Linked DNA regions of Homo sapiens: regions 1, 3 and 4 are each linked to region 2. The links are chromatin contacts, found by Hi-C or POLR2A ChIA-PET in ENCODE. All regions are on one chromosome and are shown on one strand. The core of a region is the stretch at or near the end of the contact, and the rest is flanking DNA. Distances in the headings are between cores, read along the strand shown. Region 1 holds the start of NUDT15 (nudix hydrolase 15). Region 2 holds the start of AKAP11 (A-kinase anchoring protein 11). Region 3 holds the start of RB1-DT (RB1 divergent transcript). Region 4 holds the start of SPART-AS1 (SPART antisense RNA 1).

Evidence for each region. A loop is a pair of places that touch in the nucleus more often than their neighbours do. ChIA-PET counts read pairs that join two places held with the same protein, here RNA polymerase II (POLR2A). Pooled maps may share reads with other maps.
Region 1: a pooled map shows a loop between it and region 2 (14-fold over the local background). The contact joins the promoter of NUDT15 here to the promoter of AKAP11 in region 2. A Hi-C loop is called at or near these places in 7 of 50 pooled maps.
Region 3: a loop to region 2 is called in a pooled map, with 7 times the contacts of the local background. The contact joins the promoter of RB1-DT here to the promoter of AKAP11 in region 2. A Hi-C loop is called at or near these places in 4 of 50 pooled maps. POLR2A ChIA-PET finds 5 or more read pairs at or near these places in 2 of 52 experiments (H1 and T-cell).
Region 4: a loop to region 2 is called in a pooled map, with 11 times the contacts of the local background. The contact joins the promoter of SPART-AS1 here to the promoter of AKAP11 in region 2. A Hi-C loop is called at or near these places in 7 of 50 pooled maps.

Annotation. Positions count from the first base shown.
Region 1 is chr13:48,035,126-48,039,587 of GRCh38, reverse strand. NUDT15 (nudix hydrolase 15) reads right to left here and starts at 1,862. Exons shown (of 3, transcript NM_018283.4): 1 at 1,684-1,862. The coding sequence starts at 1,841. LOC124903172 (a long non-coding RNA gene) reads left to right here and starts at 1,596. Exons shown (of 2, transcript XR_007063788.1): 1 at 1,596-1,982. RefSeq lists enhancers at 1,366-1,525, 1,576-1,815, 982-1,857, 1,858-2,734.
Region 2 is chr13:42,270,457-42,275,382 of GRCh38, reverse strand. AKAP11 (A-kinase anchoring protein 11) reads right to left here and starts at 3,231. Exons shown (of 13, transcript NM_016248.4): 1 at 3,155-3,231. RefSeq lists a silencer at 2,972-3,321 and an enhancer at 3,862-4,041.
Region 3 is chr13:48,301,691-48,306,526 of GRCh38, reverse strand. It overlaps RB1-DT (RB1 divergent transcript), which reads left to right and starts at 2,825. Exons shown (of 3, transcript NR_046414.2): 1 at 2,825-3,236; 2 at 4,035-4,188. It overlaps RB1 (RB transcriptional corepressor 1), which reads right to left and starts at 2,776. Exons shown (of 27, transcript NM_000321.3): 1 at 2,478-2,776. The coding sequence starts at 2,614. RefSeq lists enhancers at 1,765-1,834, 2,075-2,124, 2,199-2,922, 2,923-3,648 and a silencer at 2,335-2,624.
Region 4 is chr13:36,344,975-36,349,960 of GRCh38, reverse strand. SPART-AS1 (SPART antisense RNA 1) reads right to left here and starts at 3,530. Exons shown (of 5, transcript NR_045181.1): 1 at 3,454-3,530. SPART (spartin) reads left to right here and starts at 3,567. Exons shown (of 9, transcript NM_015087.5): 1 at 3,567-3,736. RefSeq lists a silencer at 3,669-3,718.

The DNA.
Region 1 (4,462 bases), core at 613-3,112, 5.8 Mb before region 2:
GCCTAGTAGGAGCATTTCCCTTCCAGACTACAAGGGGCCAACTCTGCCCCCCCAAGACAGGTGAGGAACATTCCAAGAGAATCAGTCACAAGATTGGGAGTGACTCAAGAAGGAGATACTCAGTGTGTCACTCCCCTGCTAAAGACATCCTGAGCTGCAGAAACTCACAGGCCTACCCCAGTGCATCAGAAAAGGTGTGCTACAAGGGTGAAAGCTCTTGGGTAAATCTGAAATGTGTCCCTCGGAGTTTCCAGATGCAGATGAATACAGAGGTAGAGCAAGGAAAAAGGGCAGCAGTGGAAATATCATTCCCATTGTGTGTTTCCTTTGGGCCAAGCAGATGCCACAAGAGACTGCTGGGTAATCAAATAGGAGATCCCAGTAGAAAGAAAATGTGGGGTGATGTGCTAAAAGCAAGAGCTAGGAGGTGGGCCAGCATCACAGAAAGCCCGTCACCTATGTCAGGAAAATCTCTGTGGGACTTCCCAACAACTGACAAACATACCCTGAGAAAGCACACATGTGGATATCATGCCCAGAGGACACCAATGGATGGATCAGAGCAGCATCAGTCACCTGAATGGCTTGCTCTCTCTCCTCCTCCAACACACTGGAGAAAGAAGGAAACTCAGAGACAGCCAGGTGAGAAGAGGAGGAGGATACAGAAAAGCAGAACAATGGCTCACACCTCCTTTATGCACTGCAGGGGAGGGATTAGAAACTGGAAGTGACACTGAAGGTTTAAATTGGATTGGACTTTTAAATGCTTGGAAGTGAATCATACTGACCCAAATGTGATTTATTTTTATAACCAAGTGACAAGAAAACTATAGAATTTGCAGGAAACGTCACTGAAGAGGGAAAGAAAAAATCATGTTTGAAGGCAGTGGAAGGAGAAAATAAAACCATTTCCTGTTTGTTCTCCCATCAAATTTAGCCCACTGAGTATGCCAGTTATGTAAAGATCAAATGAAAGTATACATGCAAAGAGCTTGGCATATTATCCAGCCTTTAACAAAAAGCCCATTAGAGCTCAATGTTGGCTATGGTCATTGACCTCACGGGTGGATCACCTGAGGTCAGGAGTTCGAGACCAGCCTGGCCAACATGGCGAAACCCCGTCTCTACTAAAAATACAAAAATTAGCACGGCGTGGTAGCGGGCGCCTGTAATCCCAGCTACCAGGAGGCTGAGACACAAAAATCGCTTGAACCCAGGAGGCGGAGGTTGCAGTGACTGGAGATAGCACCACTGCACTCTGGCCTGGGCTACAGAGCGAGACACAGTCTCAAATCAATCAATCGATCAATCAATCAATCACATGGAAACGGTGCAATGTCTTAGCTGACAATATCGGGCTGCTGGAGGTTTACACACACCTGCTTTCCTCCTTTTGTGTGTAAGCTGTGAGAAACACACCTCACAGACGAACTCCCAACCACCACCCAGCAGGGGCGCAGCCGGAAAGACCCAGCTAGCAAAGACCTCGCCTGACCCAGCACAGCGCCCCCTCCTGGGCGCGATCCTACGTCGCCCAGAAGTCGAGGGGAGGAACCGAGGGAACGCGCAAGAAAGGACGCAGCGTCAGCGCGGACGTTCTCACGCACGGCACACGGAAGCAAGCACGGCGTGAGTTCGTCCCTCTGCGCACGCCCCGGTTTCCTCGCGTCCGCGGCTGCTCACCCGAACTCCAGATGACCTCCAGGGAGTTGGAAACTGCCAGCTCCAACCGAGCCTTTCCTCTTCCCCAGGAGGACGCAACGCGGATGCTTGCAGCTGGTCACCACGACTCCGACTCCGACTCCTGGCCGCCGCCCGCGCGGCTGTGCGCTGGCCGTCATAGCGCGCGGGAGGACGCGCCTGGCAGCGGCAGGAAGTGACGCGCTCACTACCCCGTCCCGCGGCCGCAGCCAATCTCTCCCCGCGAGGGCGGAGGCGCCGAAATCAAAGCGAGAGCGCCTCGGCCTCTCCAGCTGTCCGCGGTGCGTAATGCGTCGCGGAGGGCTATCAGGTTGGGGAATGCCGTGTTTCCTTCCGAAGGGCAGCGTGCCTTAGAGTTTCGCTGTAACTAAAGTCGCTTACAGTTGTGCTTTGAATATTCATCACCCGTCAGCCTATCCACTCCCAGATTCCTGCAAACCATGCATTTACATGTACAAGCCGCCTGCTCTTACCAACCTCGGCACCACTGCACATTCTTTTTTCCGTGAATGACCTCGCCCACCATGGTGCACCCATTTGCCCTGTAGCTCAAATCAGCGTGGTACCAGGATAAGGATAGGTCGTTTAGAAACATCCCATTATAAACAACTATGCTTAAGGTATATTCATAAGTCATGGGAGGAAATAAAGGCTAATTGATAAATCATGCTGGGAAGAGTTAGTTACAAACAGTGGAAAACAGACATTTTCAGATGTTTGCACACCATGCACCATGCAAAATACAAACCAGCTGAATCATAAAAACAAATGACTAGTTACTGGGAGGGTTTTCTCTCTTTCTCATTATTTTTACTTCTACCAAAGTAATGTGCACATACTGGTAATTTTATTTTATTTTAATTTTCACCAAGCTAGCTAATTTTCTTTCTTTTTTTTTTTTTTGTGGAGGTGGGCTGTCGGTCTTTTGTCGAGGCTGATCTCCAACTCCTGTCCTCAAGCAGTCCTTCCACTTGGGCCTACCAGAGTGCTGGGATAACAGGCGTGAACCACTGCGCCTGACCTATAGCTATAATTTTAAGAAGTAAAATGGTGCAAAAACCGCAACAAGAGCAACCTGACCCTCCTACTTTCAGAAACAATCACTTTTAACTCTTTGAACTGTATTTCTGATATTTGCCTACTTATTTCTAAGTAATATGCTTACTCTCCATGTTATACTAAATGGGTATTAAGCTTTTCACAGCATCTCTCCTCACTATCAACATTCACATTCATTACAAAGGTACTTACAATATCTTCTCAAAAAATGGTAGTATATAAAAAGGATAATATATTGAACAATGAGATTAATCCCAGAAATACTAGGTTGGCTTAATATTTGAAAAGCCAATGTAATTCAGCATATTAACAGAGGGAGAAAGGAAATACATATAATCATCTCAATAGATGCAGAAAAAAATTAATAAAATCCGATACTCAGTTGTGATTAAAAAAACTCCACAAAATCTCTGAGCAAACTAGAAATAAAATGAAACTTTAACATGATATATGGCATCTACAAAGACCTACAGCTAACATCATATTTAATGACTGTTTTGAGCTGAATTGTGTCCCCTCAAAATTCCTATGTCGAAGTCCTATCCCCCAGTACCTCAGCATTTGGAGACAGGATCAAGTTAAAATGAAGCCACTAGGGTAGGCCCTATTCTAATGTTATGACTGGTGTCCTCGCAAGAAGTAGAGATTAGAACCCAGACTGTGTTCTATTGGAAGACTGTATGATGACACAGGGAGAAGGCAGCCGTCTACAAGCCAAGGAGAGCAGCCTCAGAAGAAACCAAGTCTGCTGACACCTTGATCTTAGAATTCTAGCCTCCAGTATTGTGAGAAAATTAATTTATGTTATTTAAGCCACACAATCTTTGATACTTTGTTATGGCTTGATACTTTGTTATGGCAGCCATAGCACTAGCCTAGCCTTATCTTGGTGAAAGACAAGATTTGGGAGGAGCTAGGGTATCCACTCTGAGCACGTTTAGTCATCATGTTGCTGGAGATTCTAGTTAGCACAACTCATAAAATTTAAAAATCAATAAAACGTAGTTAAATTGGAAAGGAATAAGTAACCGTCTTTTTTTTTTAAAACAATCCTGAGGAATTAATTAAAAAGCCATTAGAAGAAATAAGTTTAGCAAGGTCGTAGGATTCAAGGTTAATATACACAATTGATTATATTTCTATATATTAGCAATGAACAATTGAAAAGTAAATTTTTAAAACAATACCATTTATAATACCATAAAAAACATAAAATACTTAGAAATATATTTAGCAAAAGATATGGAACACTTGTATACAGAAGACTATAAAACTGAACCAAAAATAAAATTCTAAGCACCTCCACCCCCAGCCATCTGAATGGACTCCTTCCTCTTGGCCAGAGCACTCCAAAGTTAACCTGAAAAACTGGTTGAAGCCATGACAGAGCAGGGGTCAGATATGCCTCATTATGCCACCTTTCTTTTGGAATTCAGGAAAAGCCAACTAGCATTTAACATTAACACAGACCTTAAGTCTGATAAGAAACATTTACAATCTAGTCTCTCTGAAGCCTGCTACCTGGAGGCTTCAGCTGCATGATAAAATTTTGGTCTCCACAACGTCTTATCTTAACCCAGACATTCCTTTCTATTGATAATAACTGTTTCAACCAATTGCCAATCAGAAAAATTTAAATCTACCTATAACCTGGAACCCCTGCCCCACTTCAAGTTGTCTCGCCTTTCTGGACCAAACCAAT
Region 2 (4,926 bases), core at 1,982-4,481:
ATTGGATTCTCTCTCTAGAAACATAACTGAGACTTGGAGATGTTTGCTGAGAACCATGTTGCATAGTCAGTGAGTCTGATGTTGGCATCATGGCAAACCAAAGTCTCATGCAAATCAAAGTTTTGGGGAAGTGGAAACCAAGAGCTTTAAAGAGAAGGCCAATCTGAAAGAAACTGGAACAGACCTGCGTGAGTAGCAGAGACATAAGACCATGTGCTTCCAGAGAAAAACTGGAAGAGTAACTGCCTGAAGACTTTCTGGTTCCCAAAACGCTGAATTGGAATCATGCAATGGACTTCAGCAGCACTGTATGACAAATGCTTTTTTTTTAAGTAGGCTAATTAAATTGGCTTTTTCTTCCTTGCAATCAAAGAATCCTCAAACCATTACGGGAGGTAAAAATAAAAACACTGAGTAAGCAGCTACTATGTGCTTCGCACTAACTTTTTGAGGTGGGTATGAAGAAAATGAGGCTCATTTAATTAATAGACCTGACTCCCAAACCGAAACTCTTTACAATATACCTCATTTTCAGTCAAGTAACATCCTCTCTGTTCCAGGCCTCTACCCCATTTATTTCCCAAGAAACATTCTCAGATTATTCTAAAAATGATAACTTTTCTCCTTTTACCATGTCCAGTCTCTAATCTACAAATTTCAAATGCCTTTACTCCAGAAGTTTTTTGTTGTTGTTTTTTGAGGCAGAGTCTCACTCAGTCGCCCAGGGTGGAGTGCAGTGGCACGATCTCGGCTCACTGCAATCTCCCATCTCTCAGGCTCAAGCGATTCTTGTGCCTCAGCCTCTCGACTAGATGGGATTACAGGCATGTGCCATAACACGTGGCTAATTTTTTATTTTTTAGTAAAGACAGGGTTTTTCCATGTTGGCCAGGCTGGTCTTGAACTCCTGGTCTCAAGTGATCCACCCGCCTCAGCCTCCTAAAGTCCTGGGATTACAAGTGTAAGGCACCAAGCCTGGCCCAGAAGTATTTTTTTAATAAACTTTTATATGTAAGGATGACTGGGAGAATCGAGACACTTGGATCTTTCCAGGCTGTTTTTAAACTGATAAAGCATTTTTCTTTCTCTTCCCCATATTACCAGCTCATTGACCCTTAACTCATGCCCAGGCTTAACTTAAAGCTTTTCTCGACCTGTCCTCACCCTTCAATCCTTCCAGGTAGTTGATTAATAAAATGCAGACCACAAGACAGGAAAAAAAACAAAATCAGTTACCCTATCCAAAGTTACTTCAATTACTTTTGAAAAACCAAACACCACACGCCCTACAAGTTTGAAACCCTTGCCAAAAGGTTATGAAGACCAGCCAAAAAATTTATTTTTCTACTTCTGAAAATTAGTTTGCTAAGATGGAGTAAGAAGGAATTTTTTCTAATCAACACTGGTCTCCTCTGCCCATTCACAAAGAGATATTTTCTAAGTCTTTCACATTTTTGTCACGTATAGACAGAATTCCTCTACCTATTTACAACTGGCATTTTCTCTTAAAACGGCCTTTAATATATTGTCCAAATTGGTTTGAGTTCCTTTTCCAGACAGTAAGTTCCTAAAATTAAAAAATAAAAAAATTAAAAGTACCGTATTTTTTCCAGCCTCTAAAGGCAAAAGAGGACTTCTTCAGCTTCTAGACTTATCCCTGGAGTTCAGGGGGCTAGAGAAGGCTAGAGAATTTCTCACTATGGTTCCATGTCTTAGGCAACTTCCCATATCCTCAACAACTGCAAAATATCACTGGCCTAGGAGTCCACTGCTAGGCCCTTATCAATATTGTCGATACTGCAGTTATGTGGGTACATACATTAGTCTCTAGCTCAGCTTGGGAACCCACTTCTTCCCTGATTTCCTTACATTCTTTGACCTTTCATAAATTACTGTTACAGCTACAATAGTGACATTCACTGTCCACCCCTGGGTCAGTTTTGTCAGGAGGAACAACGACAAGAAAAAATGAATAATCAGGGTACCGTTTGAAAAAGTAAATGTGTTTTTCAAAAAAAAAAAAAATCATTCAATTGCACTATTTTAACTGACACCAATCATGCCAGGCACTGGGCTGCCATCCTAAAATGATGACATTAAAAAAAATATATCTGTGCATTACTGATACCCCATTTTTTCTTAGTACTCCATATTTTGAGTATTTTCAGACATAACAAAATAACAATCGACATGACATTTCTAAAACAGTGGGAAGCAGCTAAGCAAAACGAGCATTTTGCAAGCGATTGAAAAGCTGAAAAGAGAACAGGAATTAACTCCAGTTTGTACTAAAGCTATTAGGTATGTATCTCAGCAGTCTTTCTCACCATGAAACTCCTTAACATCTAAAGCTAAACCACATCCAACTTTATATGGTTTTAGAAGACAGACAAAGCAGAGAAAAAAAATGAAAGCTGGTAATATGGGGAAGAGAAAAAATGTTAGCTTTTACTGTCATTGTCACTTTTTAATACTTCGGTTACATCTACATATTTTTTATAAAGCAGCTTAGATGCCTGGATTAACAGCAGTATACTCAATCCATTCGGGGTACTTTATGGCCAGCCTTAAGCCATTAACAGCCTAGGAGAGTATTTGACAGCAAATCCAAATATCAATACTCTGAGGAGCCCCTTGACGCCTTCCGTTTACAAGATCTGAGCAGCGCCTGCTTCCAAGGCTCCGGGGGTCTGACAGTGAAGGATGCTGTTCGGGAACAAAGTGCAACGTCCTCCCAACCGCTGCAAATGTTCCTGTGCGCACACCACGAACACACACTAAGCACGCGCACCACGCACCCGGGGGGCCGTCTCTGAAGACCACCCCGGGGATGGAAACAGCCTGTCATTAAAAGGGGCGGCAGCTCCACCGCCACACTTGGGACCCCAGGAAGACGCGTCTCGAGACCCAGCACCTCCCTCTACTCTGGGCCCGGTGCGGTGAGTTTCCTCCTTCGGCCGCGCTCCTCCCGCCCTCCTCCCTCCGCCATGCGAAGGCGCAGCTCTCGGGCGGCCCCGAAGCCAGAAGGGGGACCAGCGGCAGGCGGAGGGGCTGGAGCGCCGGAGCCGGGCCGCTCCATCCATGCCGGCCGCACACCCGCCGCCACCCCATCTAAACGCAGCCTCCGCGGCGAGCACGTCGGCGCCCGGCTCACCTGGGGGCCGCAGCCTCCGCAGCTCACAGACATGTCACCGGCCTCAACGACCCGTGAGCGAGCCGGGCAAGCAAGCTGGCCCCCTCCCGCGCTGACCCCCAGCCCTCCCCCTCCCAGCCCCGCGGCCCGCCCCCGCCCTGCCCACCCCTCGGCTTCCGCCGCCGCCGCCGCCGCCGCAGCTCCGGCCCGCAACACCGCCTACTCTCCACGCCTCCCACTCTCTCTCGCGAGAGGGCAGCGCGCCTCTCGCGAGAAAAATTCCGCGGCCGAGCCCGCGCAAAAGTGGGTGGGCGTTTAAAAAGGGAAAGAAGGAACAGGAAAAAAAGCCTTCCCACGTGCTCCAGTGCAGCCCGCGGAGCAGCCCGCGGGGCAGCCCCGCTGGTCACATGACTTAAAGGGGGCCTCTCCATTGGCCGGGACCCACTCAGCCTTGGGAGCTTTAAATTCGAGGGCGACCTACGAACCTGCGGCGGACGTCTTGCGCGCTTCCTGGTCCGTTGCCTTGGAAACGGCTTAACCCTTCCCTCTGGCAAGTCCCCAGGCCTTGGCTTGCTCCGCAGATTTGGTTTCAGGCTCTGCCTCTTTTCCCTCGACCCCTTAGTCTTAACAGCCTGGGGCCAGCTGGGCTCCTTCTTCGCCACAAGGCTAGTTTTGCTTTCTTCCGAAGCCCGGGGCCCTTCCCAAAGTGGCAGCCCCACCAGATCCGAAGGCCCAAGGAAGGCTCATCCTTTCTGATGGCTCCGCCCCTTCTCCCAGCATCTCCGGGGAGGACCACTCACAGCGCACCGGGCAACCAGCCCTATCCCAGCCAAGAAGTAGCTTCCAGGGTTCTCAGGGCCCTAGTGCTCACCCTGATGTCTTTACGTGGTATGGAAATCGGAAAGTAAAGCTTTGGTCACTGGGAAGCCTAGCCAGAGATGAAAAGCTGTTATGGTGATTATTTTCACCTAAAATCGGAAGGGCCAGTCCAGTCAAATTGCCCTGTCTCCTAAAGGGCATCTGTTCCTCAAGAGTGGAAACACCTGGCAATAAGAAAGACATTTTTGAGTGTATCCTCGTTATGAGTTAAGTTTTGCCCTGTTCAGAGGAGAGGGTCACGGAAGAAAGGGTGCATTCGTTTGTTCATTTCTTCATTCAACAAACACTACTCTAGGCTGTTGATTGAACAATGATGAAGACAAGTAGTGTAGATTCTAGGGAACTTATCTGAGGGTGAAAAGAAAAAAAATCTGTTGGTTTTAAGCTGTATGCAAAGAAGTTACAATAAGTGACGTGATGGTGATGGTGACTGAGTGGCTAGTAAAGGGGATGCCCTTTTAAGGAGGAGATATTTTAGCAGCGATTTGAATAACAGACGCAAAAATCAGAGCATAGAGCATTCCAGGAAAAGGATAACACTAATTCAAAGGCCCTAAGTAAGGATCTATTCTAGTGCATTTGAGGGAAGAAGAAATGAGAAAGTAAACTTTCTTGAGCCTGGAGATGGAAACTGTAAGAGTTAAAGAAAGAAACACAAAAAGCAGCTTAACAGAGACAGGTTTATTTTGGAGAATAAACCTGAGAGGGGCTTCTGGCCGATTTCGGTCAGGAGTGTTCTCTCTTACAGACTAAAGGTATTTAGTGGTTTAGGGAGGGAGAGCATATTGTAGACTTGGAATGTTTCTGGGTGGAGGAGAGTTTTATTGTCAGGGGTGTAATGTCTCTGGTTGGAGGGGAGGCATATTTCTGATCAGAGTGGGGTTTATCTCAGGGTTGGAAAGTTTCTGGTCAGA
Region 3 (4,836 bases), core at 1,576-4,075, 6.0 Mb before region 2:
AAGAGGTAAACCACTATGTGAGCCCAACAGTCTAACTCTATAATCCATGCCCTTGACCACTATTCTAGACTGCCAATTCCTCCTTCAAAACATAATTAGTTTTTGTTTTTTTTTCTTGTTTTGAAATAGGGTTTCACTCTGTCATCCAGGCTGGGGTGCAGTGGTGAAATCATGGCTCACTGCAGTCTCAAACTCCTGGGCTCAAGGGATCCTCCCACCTCAGCCTCCTGAGTAGATGAGCCTACAGGTGTGCCACAGCCACTGGCTAATTTTTTAAAATTTGTTTTAGAGACAGGGTCTTGTTTTGTTGCCCAGGCTCCTCTCAAACTCCTGGCCTCAAGCAATCTTCCCATCTTGGCCTCCCAAAGTGCTGGCATTACAGGCGTGAGCCAACATGCCTGGTCAGCTTTTTTGTTTTTTTAAAGACTGGGGTCTTGCTTTGTTGCCCAGGCTGGCCTCCAACTCCCAAGCTCATGTGATCCTCCTGCCTCAGCCTCCTGAGTAGCATGGACTACAGGTACGCGCCATCACACCCAGCTCGAAACATGATTAACCTTTGATTATTTCAACAATGAATGTGGTATGCTGTTCCTAGTGACAGTTTCCCTTCCAGCTACATTACTTAGGCCAGAGATAAGGCAACAGAAATAAGATCTAAACTCTCAAATCAGGAATGGAATCTGTCACTGGAGGTGCAGTTGGACTGAGCCTTGATTCCATCTCCAGGCAAGATGCTCAGTATCAGACTGCACGGCAGCGGTTCTACCCTTGCTGGTTAATTTATAGAGTTCAACTGTCTATGTTAATGAAACCCTTTGTGGGTATGGATAATCAAGAACAGACTGTATCTTGTATGGTTTTGACTTATAAGAGAATTTTTTATAGTTCCATTACTTAAAATATATAAAATGAGTTAAAAAATGAAAGAAACAGTCCTCTTTTTTCCAAGCAGTGGCCACAACGTCAATATTCCTGGTTACCCTACATTAGAGTATGCTTCCAAAGCTGTGTGCATAACATGGAATTCTTTAGAGTAGCCATTACTGCATTTTCCCAAGGGAAATTTGCAAGAATTGGATACATCAGAATTTAATCAGAAACTAAAGCCATGTCTTTTCCCAGAACATGCCCCAGACGTGGTTTTTAATTTTTTGTTGTTGTTATTTTGGTTTTTTAACGAATATGGTTTTTAACTGACCTATAAGACAGTCCATTTAAATATATAAATTTTTAATAGCCTTCCAGGGGCCATTTCCTAAATCCCACTTCAATCTTTTCTGCCGTGAATTGTTAGTGTATACCGAGTGGAAAGAAATGGGTGAGGGTGAAAGGATTTGGTGATAGACAAGAATGGGAGAGAAAATAGTGAAAAACAGAAACAAGTCCCATTCCCTCTGCAATGAACTTGTCTCAAAGTAGAACCAGTGCTGACAATAATGACAATTACACTCTTTCAATCATAGCTATTTAACCATAAAGTAGAAAAATCAAGAAAAGTAAGATGTTGTAATACAATAAATACTTCCCTTCAAGATCTAGTGCATTCGTATGGACTTGCTTAAATTTAGATTCCACTTAATAAGGGAAAACGAAAATTTCCATTTGCGCACAGAACCACTAATTTTGTGCCAAAAACAAAGGCAAAAAGAGGGGACACCAAGATCCTTGCTGGTTCAAAGTCAAAAGGCAAAATGGAAGAAATAATGAGACAAGCCGAAGCCGACTAACACGCAAGAAGAGTTCATCAAACAGGAAAAAAAAAAGTTTAGAAACTTTCAAGCACTTCTGGTAAATGTCTCATGAAAGTTTTGCCCATGTTTCAGTTCCTCTAAAGAGTTACGCTCCATCAATCACTACAGATGGCTTTGAGTCCCCAAGGCCTCGATGCATTATTGTTCTAAGGAAACGCCGCAAAGCTCCTGAGCCGAGTATCCTGTGGGCAATGGACACTCAGGACCCTGCGCTTCTTGTCCAAGGCTTTCTGGTCGGCCTCTCCCACAAATGGACTTCAGATGCAGTGCACGCCCGGAAGAAAATACTTCCCAACTGTTGCATCGCGTGAACCAAAACAGAAAGTCAGACGACCACCGGAGTACTCCAATTCTCCGGTGAAAAACTCTCCCACAGACACCATTTTTGTATTTTTATTTTTCATTTTTTGCGTCTGATGGACGCTCGCAACGACCCTCTGCCTCCGAGCCTCACAAGAGGGAACTGCACCTGTCACTTCGCTCAGGACCCTAGCCCCACCCGCCCGACACCTGTCAAGTTGAAGCCGAGACCCCTCGCCCAAGAACCCAGAATCCTGTCACCATTCTGCAGACGCTCCGCCGTGGCGGGGGGCAGGGAGGGCGCCTCCTCCCGCCGGGACCCGGCCCCTGGCGAGGACGGATCCCCGCCGAGCCGCCTTGGCGCCCGCCCTACGCACACCCGGGGCGCCCTTCCCGCGTGAGGCGACGGCGGCTCTGCTCGCTCACCTGACGAGAGGCAGGTCCTCCGGGCCGCTGTCCTGCTCTGGGTCCTCCTCAGGAGGGGGCGGCGGCGGCGGTGCCGGGGGTTCCGCGGCGGCAGCGGCGGCGGTGGCGGCCGTTTTTCGGGGGGTTTTGGGCGGCATGACGCCTTTCCGCGGCGGGAGCCAGCGAGCTGTGGAGGAGCGCCGGGGAGGACGACGCGCGCGCACGTCGGGGCACGCCCCGTCCTCTCCCGACTCCCGTTACAAAAATAATTTCAACGTCCCCTGAGAAAAACCGGACGCGCCCTCCCCCGCCCGGCAACTGAGCGCCGCGTCCAACCGCGGGAAAACGTCACTTCCGCCCGCGGCGTCACGTCCGCGAGGCTCCCGGGCCCGCCGGCGTCTGTGGGGAACTGGGGCGCTGGTCGGTGCGCGGGCTGGGACGCTAAGTCATGAGGAATTAAACTGGGAAACCTGGCGTGGGTCCAGGCGCCTTCCAGGAGGCATCCGGCGCGGCCCGGACGTGCTTCTACCCAGAACCACCCCCTCCAGGCCGGGGTGCACTTAACGGGGCTATACAAAGAGTCTGGTGGGTGACTGTGGGCCTCATCCCTATCCCGGGGTCTGATAGGGAAGACTCTCGGGCCCCGCAGGGAATATCTGGCTAGTGCACCCTCGGCGGGAGCGCCACTCTCCCTCCTTGGGCGGCGCCCCCCACCTCTCATCCCGCCCAATCCGTTTTGCAAAGTCGGCCAAAACAAAAACAAACTTGGAGCGCTGATAGGTGCGGAACTTTACCAGTCACTTAGAAGATAGAAAATGTTAGACACTTGCTGGCCTTTTGGGATCACTGGTTAGGGAAAGGAAGGGAGGGAGCTGTGGGGAATGAACGGATAGTAGTGTAATAAAGGATTGTAGTGGTGTAAGAACGGGAAGCACCGTGGAAACGTCTGAGGAAGATTTTCAGGGGAGCAGTAGCTGCTGAATAGAAGTCTGTCAGGCAGGCCTGACATTTACTATGTACCAGGAACTGTGCTGGCCACCTTACATAATTGTCTTATTTAATCCCCAGAAACAGCCTTTTTTTTCTTTTTCTTTCTTTCTTTTCTTTTTTTTTTTTTTTTTTTACTTTAAGTTCCGGGATACAAGTGCAGAACGTGTAGGTTTGTTACATAGGCATACGTATGCCATGGAGGTTTGCTGCACCTATCAACCCGTCATCTAGGTTTTAAGCCTTGCATGCATTAGCTAAGAAACAACGCTTTCCAATGGGTAGTATTAGCTAGTCTACGTTGCAGATGAGGAAACAGGCTCAGAGGAGTTAATTTGTCCAATACCAGGGCCGATGGGTAGCAGAGAATTTGAACTCAATTCTATTTGATTCCACTTGTCCATTATATTATGTTTGATGAAGAAAACAGTGACAGAGAAGGAGCATGTGCAAAGGCACAAAGACATCAGAAAAGAGCTTGCTGGGACTACCACCATCAAACATTGGCTTAAAGCTGTTATCACTTCTGTGTCTCGGTATTTGTACCAATAGATTATCTAGTTTGAATACATTTTTTTTTCTCTTTGGCAGACACTGTTATTGCCCATCTGAACTCGTCAACTGAGAAGGAAAGAGATGGTTTATGCTGTGAATAAAATACAGTTGTGCTGTGATGTAAATCCCCTCATCCTGGAGCAGCTGAGCAAGGTCTAAGGCAGGAAGAACCTTCAAGCAGGTCATGGCTGTAAGCCTCCTGAGTTTATCCCAGCAAGTTGTATAAGGGATTATCTTTTTATCTGCATATTATGACATATGTGAGGATGTGTAAAGGTTTGGCAAGCACTGGCCTACTCAACAGCCAGTCCTACCTAACTTCAGAAATCTTTCTTGTGGGCAAATGTCAGGAGATAGGGCCCAGGCCCAGGTCCAGCTACAAAGAATGAATACAATTAAAGTGCTACTTCCATTCACCTCACCCCAGATTAGTTTAGGCAAGAGCTCAGGATGCAGTTTTGACATTTGAAAGATAAGGAGTAGTCTGCTGGGAGCCTGATAAATTGAAACAGGGATGGCACAGTTCTAAATATTATTAAATAATAGTAATAATATTAAGTATTACTGAGGATGTGACACTTCTGATTGCTGCAGCCATTGTAACGTGAGGCAAGCCAACCTACAGAGAAGGTAGAAATGCTGATATTGGTGCAGGAGGAATTTCAAAAGAATCTGGATCCTCAGTGTTATAAATGAGCCTCTGATTTGGCCAGCCCTGGAGCTGACCTAAGCTGAGCTGAGGTTTTCACTTGTTTGCAACAGAAAGCATCATGACTGATAATGTTTCTCCTGTGCTTATCTTCAGGATAGAGACCAAATCTTGGGTATCATCATTGCC
Region 4 (4,986 bases), core at 2,281-4,780, 5.9 Mb after region 2:
CTTCTGTAGGAAAATAATAAAAGTGAATCAAAAAATTACTAATTTAAAAAAGCTGACGAATACTACAGATACCACAAAATCCAGAAAAATAACATCATTCTATTATTCAGGTGCTTGGCACAGCCCATAATACTTTCCCCCACCTTTCTTGGCTCTATGCTGATTGCTTCTTCATATGAAAATGATTTTGCAACATATTCCACAGAGATAACAGATAATTCAGTTTTTCCTCTAGCATAGTTTATCAAGATTAGCTTTTTAATATAATTTAGGAAAGCTCAGTTCAGCTTCATAATTCAGTATTAAGAGTGTCACAGAATTTCACAATTATCGAATTTGGAAGGACCACTAATACAGGTTTTGACCAGGTACTGAGGAGCAAACCAAATCCTTTGCTTACACTTTTCTACAGATGAGCTTCTGGCCCTGTTCACTTTACTTGTTCCTTCTACCACATCCTTCTGGTACTGGGCACTGTAGGACCCAAACAGAAAGCAATATGGTGCCTGGCCAGTGTCTTTCTGTTTGGATGCCAGGTAATTCTGCAGTCAGTAGTACGAATATTCCTAGAAGTCAGCACTAGACTACTATGGCTAGCAGTAACTTAACCATACGTGGAAGCTTCTGTGAACATAAACATACCTCATAAAACAAAAATTAACCACACTGACTTACTGCAGTTTTTTGCTTGTTTGTTTGAGACAGAGTTTTGCTCTTGTTGCCCAGTCTGGAGTCAATGGCACAATCTCGGCTCACGGTGACCTCCACCTCCCGGGTTCAAGTGAGTCTCCTGCCTCAGCCTCTTGGGTAGCTAGGATTACAGGCATGCGCCACCACGCCCAGGTAATTTTGTATTTTTAGTAGAGACCGGGTTTCTTCATGTTGGTCGGGCTGGTCTCGAACTCCCGACCTCAGGTGATCCGCCTGCCTCGGCCTCCCAAAGTGCTGGGATTACAGGTGTGAGCCACCATGCCTGGCCTGCAGCTTTGTAGTTAAGTTTTGAAATTGGAATGTGTCAGTCCTCCAACTTCATTCTTCTTTTTCAAGATCTGTGTGTGTGTGCTCATGTGGCTATTCTGGGTCCTTATATTTCCCTGGATTGTATGAATTTTAGGATCAGCTTGCAAAATTCTGCAAAAAAGTCATTTGGGATCTTGACACGGATTGTGTTGCGTCTGGAGGTCCATTTGAGAAGTACTGCCATCTTCCCAATATGAAGTCTTTCAACCCTTTAACATGGGATGTCTTTCCATTTATTTAGGTCTTTAAGTTCTTTCAGCAATGTTGTATGGTCTTCAGCATACAAGTCTTGCACTTATTACATTTATTTCTAAGTATTTTATTCTTCTTGATAATATTATGAATGGAATTAATTTCATTTTTGAAATGTTCATTGCTAGTGTATAGAAATACTATTGATTTCTGTATGTTGACCTGTTGTCCTGAATCCTTGATGTACTCATTTATTAGTTCTAACAGTGTTGTAGTAAATTCTTTAGGGTTTTCTATATATAACAATTTTGTGTATAGAAATTCTACATGTTTTAAACACATTCATCTTTATGGCTGTTGGAAATTTAAAAAATTCTATTTAAATGTATGTACTTTTTAAATGTAAAGAAGTAGAGTAGATGACCAATAAAAGATTTCCTTTCTTTTTTTGGTGGGGGCCAGGGGGTACAGGGTCTGGCTCTATTGCCCAGGCTGGGGTGCAGTGGCACAATCTCAGTCACTGCTGCCTCTGCCTCCCCAGCTCAGGTGATCTTCCTGCCTCAGCCTCTGGAGTAACTGGGACTACAGATGTGTACCACCATGCCCAGCTAATTTTTGTGTTTTTTTGTAGGGACGGGTTTCGTCATGTTGCCCAGGCTGGTCTCGAACTCCTGGGCTCAAGCGATTCTCTTGCCTCGGCCTCTGGAGTAGCTGGGACTACAGGCATAAGCCACCAAGCCTGGCCAATATTTGCAAGACTAAAGAAATATTGACATACAATTTCACAATATGGAACGGAAATATGAGTTCAAGAAGAAAAGAAATGATGTAAAATTTCCTTCTGTTAAAAGCTTGTTCATGTAGTTTTAAAAATTGATGATTTTAGATATTAAATTGGTATTTAGATTCCACTGGCTACATTTAAAAGTTATATAACTTTTATTTTAAAATGTTAATTTATAATAAAACAGAAGTTGCTTCTTTTGTAACTATTTAAGTCAGATGAGAAATTGTGATGGTCAATCCAAAAACGTGGAAGTGAGAATACAGTCATAGTCTTTGGGGACTCCTTTGGGGGTATAAGAGCAAAATCATTTTGAAACCACTGTATTAATATATTCCTAATAGGTTTTGCTTTTTGGGATGACTGACTGCTACCTTTCTGAGATTTGAGGGAGTCACTTAACTGGTCCTAAGGCCAGGCGCGGTGACTCACGCCTGTAATCCCAGCACTTTGGGAAACTGAGGCAGGTGGATCGCTTGAGGTCAGGAATTCGAGACCAGCCTGGCTAACTTGAGGTCAAGCTTTCAAGACCAGCTTGGCCAATATGGTGAAACCCCGTCTCTACTAAAAATACAAAAATTAGACGGGAGTGGTGGTGCACAGCTGTAATTCCAGCTTCTCTGGAGGCTGAGGCATGAGAGTCGCTTGAACCTGGGAAGCAGAGGTTGCAGTGAGCCGAGATCATGCCACTGCACTCCAGCCTGGGCAACATAGTAAGACTCTGTCTCAAAACAAAACAAAAACACAACAACAACAAAACTGGTTCTAAATGCTCCGGGCAAGTACATACTGCTTTTTCTTTTTTCTGTTTTTTTTTCCCTAAGGCAGCCCTATTGAAGAGTCTGTCATCTACAATATTTTACTAATTTAAAAACACTTGTCAAGAAGGGTAAAGTATGTTCATCTTGATTTTACTCTTTGTATCCCGGAATCAGGAACTAACAGTTTTATGATAGTGATATAGACTTTACACACACACCAAGACTTAAAACACGTGGTGCAGGCGGGCTTTTGGAAATTAACTGTGCTCTGGATACAGAAGTCACAAAGCTCAGGCTGCAGAGACATTGAGGGGATAATCAGCCTTTATTGTCTCTCGTGCACTGTGCCCAGCGCTCCCTCTAGCGGCTACAAGCGCTCACTGCCCACACTCTCTACTAGGCTCTCCGGAGGCCTCGGTTTCGCTGGAGAGAAAGAGATTGCGCAGGCGCCGAGCAGCCGACGTGGCCGCAGGGGACCGTGCCTGGGGGGGTCTGCGCGGGGCCGCTGACTCGCGAGGTTCTCTGTCGCCTGCCGCCCTCGCTCCTTTTCTCCCCTTCTAGAGTGTTACGGTGACTCTTGGGTCCGAAGGGGACGGACGTCCTCCCACGTACCATTTAGAAGGTCAGAGTGGGCAGAACCTAGTCTGAGCAGGCCGGTGATGAATCCGCTGGCAAGACGCGCGCGTGGGTACTCACGTGACCTAGGCTGCGGCGGCGGCGTGCTGCGGGCTCTGTGGCGGGAGCGAGGCCGACGGGCGGGGCCGCGCGGCCGCGTGACGCGAAGCGTTCGAGAGCGCGCGTCGTGGAACGTCTTGGTTGCCACGGCAAGCGCGCGCGCGAGGCCTTGGGAACCTCGGGACCGGCCCCCGGCGAGCGCAGCGGCGCCCAGTGTAAGGGAGTGGGAGCTGGTCCGTGCCGCGGCGGCCGCGCAGGGAGCTCTCGAGGCAACGCCGGGGCGCCCGAGGTCTGGAAGGCGCAGGTGGGGCGCGGGGGAGTTCACCCCTGCGCGGTCCCTTGGGTGGGCGGGGTGGGCGCCCCAGGCCCCGCGGACTCGGCTGGGAGGCTGAGCGGGCGACGGTCACGGGACAAGGGTGGAGGGGGTGGGGACCTCATCCGAGTCTCAGAGATGGAATTTTCGAGGAAGGGAGCGATTTCGAGAGAGAATAGTTTGAGAAGTTGTTCTCAGTCCCTTCTCTCGCGGGAGTGTGGTATTTAGGGAAGCTTCGGCCTCTTAACCCATGGACTGTTAGGATGGAGGGAATCCTTCCCGCTCGATTCCTATCGCGGAGTCCTTTCGGAGCATCGCTATTGATCATTCTCGCCGCCCCAACCCCGTTGTTTACTTTGGCTTCGCAGATCTCTGTGGTCTTTTGCCCTCCCGCAGCGCCCATGGCCCCGTCAAGGTTGGGCAGCCTTTCTCTGCAAGAAGGCCCACGAACAACTGCGGTTATATTGGGATGGATTGCGCGTGATTTTACTCTTTACAATACATTCTTTCATGCTTCCTAGGGATTGAGCTGCGCGGCGGATCCCTCCGACTTAATTCTGGGCCTGAGAAAAGTTTCTCTTGGAATGCGCAGTTTCGTGACGCAGCATTATTGCGTGACTCTAGGGCTGACCCAGTTTTTCACTTTCTAATTGTAAGGAAGTGCGCTAGTAGTCCACCGAGGATCCTCGAGGTTGGCCTTATTGTATCATAATTTAACGAATTTGCGTTCCAGGTTGTTACAGCCTTTGAAATAATGGCCTCATATTTAAGAATGTAGCAATTTTTCTTTGAAATTTCCGAAAGTGGGGAAAAAAGTAATAGAAGACTGCACCTATATGGAATTATTTTCTGATTCGCAGTTCTTTATAATCGTAGACTTAATTTGGTGGCTTTATTGGACCTGTTTGAAACAGGAAGCCTTTCTGTAATGTGGTTTCGGGTCGGCTTCACCTCTGGCACTCTCTGAAACGTCGTTGTCTATGGTTTCCCTAAGAAGCTAGAATGAGCGGGATGCTACGGAGGGAGGTGTATACAGGTGTTAGACAAAGCCCCCTCCGCTTTTTTGGTAAAGGGCCAAATAGGCATTAGATCAACTTGTGCTAGCTCTAAGGAGTTAAATGCGGTATTATTAAAGACTGCTTGTAATGTTGACTGTTAAGTGAGAGTGTTACTTCTTTCAGTGTTTATGGAATCGAACTAAATTGCTAGGTATTTTAATGCAGAATTTTACCTTTTCTCGG